Regions from separate parts of the Homo sapiens genome. Here region 1 is linked to region 2. Evidence: read pairs that join two places in POLR2A ChIA-PET (ENCODE). Cell type or tissue: MCF 10A. All regions are shown on one strand. Each heading gives the region's core, and the rest is flanking DNA. Links, peaks and the distances in the headings are about the cores only.

What was found. ChIA-PET counts read pairs that join two places held together with the same protein. Peaks named below come from ENCODE experiments on the same cell type or tissue, not always from the same donor. Only the 100,000 strongest peaks of a DNase experiment are listed, where the experiment ranks them.
Region 1: POLR2A ChIA-PET joins it to region 2 with 45 read pairs; 6 of 35 experiments call an interaction of 5 or more read pairs at or near these places.

The regions. Positions count from the first base shown.
Region 1 is chr21:17,687,792-17,690,713 of GRCh38, forward strand. No RefSeq gene overlaps it. Among named protein-coding and RNA genes, the nearest start is that of BTG3, 76 kb to the left of the region's middle. RefSeq lists an enhancer at 591-1,493. In MCF 10A, for the core only: a CTCF peak has its summit at 1,228 (motif pointing right); a DNase peak (open chromatin) is centred at 1,610.
Region 2 is chr21:17,920,054-17,922,975 of GRCh38, forward strand. It overlaps a transcript of CHODL not described here. Among named protein-coding and RNA genes, the nearest start is that of LINC03147, 36 kb to the left of the region's middle. In MCF 10A, for the core only: no CTCF peak of the experiment used is centred there; a DNase peak (open chromatin) is centred at 1,708.

The DNA.
Region 1 (2,922 bases), core at 192-2,691, 230 kb before region 2:
ATGCTTAGTTTCACTGCATACAAAATTCTTGGCTCATAATTGTTTTGTTTGAGGAGGCTGAAGGTACGTCCCCAATCCCTTCTAGCTTGTAGGGTTTCTGCTGAGAAATCTGCTGTTAATCTGATAGGTGTTCCTTTGTAGGTTACTTGGTGCTTCTGTCTTGTGGCTTTTAAGATTCTTTCCTTTGTCTTAACTTTGGATAACCTGATGACAATGTGGCTAGGCAAAGATCTTTTTGCAATGAATTTCCCAGGTGTCCTTTGTGCTTCTTGTACTTGGCTCTCTAGATCTCTCACAAGGCCAGGGAATTTTTCCTTAATTATTCCCTCAAACATGTTTTCCAGGCTTTTAGAATTCTCTTCTTCCTCAGGTACACCAATTTTTCTTAGGTTTGGTTGTTTAACATAATCCCAGACTTCTTGGAGGCTTTGTTTATATTTTCTTATTCTTTTCTCTTTGTCAGATTGGGTTAATTCAAAGACCTTGTCTTTGAGCTCTGAATTTCTTCCTTCTACTTGTTCAATTCTATTGCTGTGACTTTCCAGAGCATTTCAGATTTCTAAAAGTGTGTCCAAAGTTTCCTGAATTTTTATTGTTTTTTCTTTAAGTGATCTATATCCATGAATATTTCTCCCTTCACTTCTTGTATCAGTTTTTTGGATTTCTTTGCATTGGGCTTCACCTTTCTCTGGTCCCTCCCTGATTAGCTTATTAACTAACCTCCTGAATTCTTTTTTCAGGTAAATCAGGGATTTCTTCTTGGTTTGGATCCATTGCTGGTGAACAAGTGTGATTTTTTGGGGGTATTGAAGAGCCTGGTTTTGTCATATTACCAGGATTGGTTTTCTGGTTCTTTCTCATTTGGGTAGGCTCTGTCAGAGGGAAGGTCTAGGGCTGAAGGCTGTTGTTCAGGTTCTTTTGTCCCATGGGGTGTTCTCTTGATGTAGTACTGTCTCCCTTTTCCTATAGATGTGGCTTCCTGTGAGCTGAACTGCAGTGATTGTTGTCTCTCTTCTGGGTCTAGCCACCCAGCGAGTTTCCCAGCTCTGGGCTGGTACTGGGGTTTGTCTGCACAGAGTCCTGTGATGTGAACCATCTATGGGTCTCTCAGCTGTGGTTACCAGCACCTTTTCGGGTGGAACTGGCAGAAGGTGCAATGGGCTCTGTGAGGTTCCTTAGCTTTGGTGGTTTAATGCTCTATTTTTGTGCTGTTTGGCCTCCTGCCAGGAGGTGGCGCTTTCCAGAAAGCATCAGCTGCAGTAGTGTGGAGAGGGACTGGCAGTGGGTGTGGCCCTAGAACTCCCAAGATTATATGCCCTTTGTCTTGCACTACCGGGGTGGATAGGCTAGGACCACCAGGTGGGGGCAGGGCTGGGTGTGTCTGAGCTCAGACTCTCCATGGGCGGGTCTTGCTGCTGCTGCTGTGGGGGATAGGGTTGAGGTTCCCAGGTCACTGGACTTGTGTACCTAGCAGGATTATGGCTGCCTCTGCTGAGTCATGCAGGTTGTCAGGGAAGTGGGGGAAAGCCGGCAGTCACAGACCTCACCCAGCTCCCATGCAAACTGAAGGGCTGGTCTCACTCCCACCATGCCCTGGCCAACAGCCCAGAATCTGTTTCCAGGAGGAGGGTGAGATGGGCTTGAAAATTTGCCTGAGGCTATCCACCTCCCAGCTGGGAGAGAATAACGCTTTAGTTCTTCTCCTGCCTGTGAAGTCTGCATGCCTGATTCGTGCCCTCCCGAGTTCTTGCCCAGAGGCTTCTTGCCCTGTTCAAATTGTTACAAAGTTCAGCTAGAGAATTCCTTCTCCCTGTAGTTTCACCCCCTGCTCCTCTGGCCACCCTCCTGATGTGTGGTCCCAGGCAGGAACTGGCTGCTTAGGGACCCAGCGAGCTCCCAGGGCCTTTCTGCTGCTTCCTCTACCCCATATTTCACTCGGCTCTCTAACTGGACTCGGCACCAGGTAAAGTCGAAAACTTCTCCCTCAAACAGAACTTCGGTTTCTCCAGTGGGTGTGTGTGTCCAGGAGAGGTGGATCTTCCTTTCCCACTTCTATGGTTGGGACACTCACAGTATTTGGGGTGTCTCCCAGGTCCTGCAGGAGCAGTCTGCTTCCTTCAGAGGATCTGTAGTTCCTCTCGGTGTTGCTGGTTTGTTTTTGCAGTCAATGTATTTGACTTTTTAAAATTCTGGTCCAACGTATTTTAAATCCCCAATTCATGGGTTATAATCACAAAGACATAAGGATGAATTTGAGGCTCTGGAACTGAGCTCCTGGGTCTCTGTCTTGCCTGATCCTCTTAGCTGGAGGCAGAGTCAGAGCTCTGGGTTTAGGTCACTTGAGCAGGTACAGAATAGTGTGAGTGATGGATGGGTTAATATGCCTACCATCTCTTCTCTTAAGCACCAGGTGGGGAGAAGACCAAGCAGGGAGATGTCAAGTCCTCATGTCAGGGGCATTTGAACTAGAGTGACTCCATCTTGAATGGGGGCTAGGTAAAATAAGGCTGAGACCTGCTGGGCTGCATTCCCAGGAGGTTAAGGCATTCTTAGTCACAGGATGAGATAGGAAGTCAGCACAAGATACAGTTAACAAAGACCTTGCTGATAAAATAGCATGTGGTAAAGAAGCTGGCCAAATCCCACCAATGCCAAGATGGCGACAAAAGTGACTTCTGATCACTTTCATTATATGCTAATTGTCATTACACACTAATTAGAATGTATTAACATCCTAAAAGACATACCCACCAGCACAACAACAGTTTACAAATGCCATGGGAATGTCAGGGCAATCTAAAAAAAGGGGGAACCCTCAGTTCCAGGAATTGCCCACCCTTTTCCTGGGAAATTCATGAATAATCCACCCCTTCTTTAGCAGATAATCAAGAAATAAACATAAAAATAGGCAACCGGAAGCCC
Region 2 (2,922 bases), core at 284-2,783:
TTCAAAGCCATTCAACAAGTCTCTAGGGAGTTCCAAACTTTCCCACATTTTTCTGTTTTCTTCTGAACCCTCCAGACTGTTCCAACCTCTGTCTGTTACCCAGTTCCAAAGTTGCTTCCACATTTTCGGGTATCTTTTCAGCAGCACCCCACTTTACTGGTACCAATTTACTGTATTATTCAGTTTTCATGCTTCTGATAAAGACATACCCAAGACTGGGCAATTTACAAAAGAAAGAAGTTTAATGGACTTACAGTTTCACATAGCTGGGGAGGCCTCACAATTATGGCAGAAGGCAAGGAGGAGCAAGTCATGTCTTACATGGATGGCAGCAGGCAAAGAGAGAGCTTGTGCAGGGAAACTCTCATTTTTAAAACCATCAAATCTTGTGAGACTCATTCACTATCACAAGAACAGCCCAGAAAAGATCTGCCCCCATAATTTAATCACCTCCCACTGGGTTCCTCCCATGACATATGAGAATTATGGGAGTTACAATTCAAGATGGGATTTGGGTGGGGACACAGAACAACCATATCATATACTAAACTCACAAGTTGTTGTAAGGATTAAACAAGAAAATACATTTACATTTTTGAGACGGTGCTTGGCAGATAGCACATGCTCAATAAATGGTAGCTATTATTATTAACATTGTATGAGGATTAGCTGCAGTCAGTAGAGAGTGAGATCTATCGGAGTAAATACATCTGACTGTATACTGCTAGTGAGGTAGTCAGAGGCCCCACTGAAGACAAAGATAAGGATCTGAAGAACTGACAGCTTGAGAATAAGTTTTCATATTGTTCCAAGGACAATAAAAAGATGGATTTAATACAGGGAAGTTATATGATCACTTGCCTATTTTAGAAAGTTTTGCTGCCACTGTTCATGTCTTGCCTGTTCTTCTACAAGGTACATTTCCAAGCTCCCTTGCAGTTAGGGGCCATATACCTAACTTTTGGCCAAGGGTTTGTATTAGTCTGGACTCACAAGAGAAACAGGACCAATAGGATGGATGGATAGATAGATAGACAGAAACAGATTTATTATAAGAAATTGTTTCCTGTGATTATAGAGGCTGGGAAGTCCAAAATCTGCAGTGTGAACTGGCAGGCAGAGGCTCAGGAGAGTCTATGATGCCAATGAAATGTGAAGGTAGTTTGCTGAAGAATTCCCTCTTGCTTGAGGAGGCTGGTCTTTTTGTTCTATTCAGGCCTTCAACTGATCGGATGAGCCTCATCTATATTATGGAGGGCAATCTTCTTTATGCAAAGTTCACTGTTTTAAATGTTAATGCCATTCAGAAACATCATCTAAGTTAACACATAAAATTAACCACCAAGGGTGTGTTGGGCAGAAGTGATGTGTGCCCCTTATAGGCAGGGGGTCTAACCCTCTTGTGTACAATCTTCCATGCTTTCTTCCTTTGCTACTTGGCAGGTGAGAGGTACAGTATCTAGAATAGGATGTAAACTCTAGGGGGATGAAGGAGCCACTAGGAAGAAGGAAGCAAGTCCTTAAAAGATTAGGTGGAATAGACATTTATCCACCTTTGTCTCTCATTGAATTGAGACGTGTGAGAAATAGGCAGATGTTGTGTTAAGCTTTGGGACTTAGGGGTTGTTTATTACAGCAGTTAGTATATCCTGACTGATGAATCATTCTGGCAGCAGGGAGGGCAATGTGTTGACACAGGTTAAGGCTACAGTCAGGAAGGCCAGCTAGGAATTTTTGGTACAAGTCCAGGCAAGAGATAATGCTGAGCTGGACTAGGTTGATGCAGCATGTGGACAGCAGATGTTTAAATTAATCATACTGTGAGTAGTAATAAGCATTTAGTGCTTTACCAAATTATCTCAGTGAACACTCCAAATTTCTATTTTTTCCAAGAAAAAGAATAAATTGACAGATTGTCCAGATTTATTCCACAATAAAGGAAAGTTATGAAATATGATGCTATTTCTGGTTTCTTATTTACAGTTAAGTTCATGTTCAACTTAACCAAAAGAATCTTAGGGAAAGTTGAAGTGATAATGCTTAATTAGGAGGTACATGGCAGTACAGTTAGAGTGAAGAAAAGAAGAAGTGAGACAGAGAAGTCTAAGAAGCAAATTCAAGGTGATATACCAAGTGGGCCACTGCTTATGGCTCTAAAAAAAAAAAAACACTGTACCTCAGAACAACCCAACAGATGGAAAATTGTGGGGGAAATTTATCTGTGAGCTCACTCATGTCTCCTGTCTCCTGTTGGCTAAAGGTCATTCCAGAGAAAATTTACAACATTGTTCCACTGCTTTAGAGGTGGAGCGAGGCCCAGAGATTCTGGATGTCTGGACAGCCTAGTATGACTTGCTGTGGCTGCAATTACTACAGAGAAAGCAGCCAATGGCCCACAAAATAGATGAGGCTGAAGAATCAGAGGAGACACTCAAGATGGGTTGATAAATCTGGTTTGGAACTCATCAGTGGTAGCTCTGATAAGGTTGTTAGCACACTTATCTATGAAGTACTTTAATTAAATAAAGGGTTATTTAATTGCCCATGTAGTGTGATAGTATTACTGCTATTTATGTGGAAATTAAACACAATAACAACAGCAATGTTTTACATTAGATTTCAGGAATGTGGGGTGACATTCCTTATGAGGTCTTAGCTTTAAGTTTATTCTTTTACTGAATGCACTGAGATGTAGCTCCTAAAGGTTGCGAACTCTGAATATCTGAGACAGGTCTCAGTTAATTTAGAGAGTTTATTTTGCCAAGTTTGAGGACATGCAGCCGTGACAGCCTCAGGAGTCCTGAAGACACGTGCCCAAGGTGGTCAGAGCACAGCTTGCTTTTATTCATTTTAGGGAGACGGGAGACATCAGTCAACATATGAAAGATGAACATTGGTTCCTTCTGGAAAAGTGGGACAATT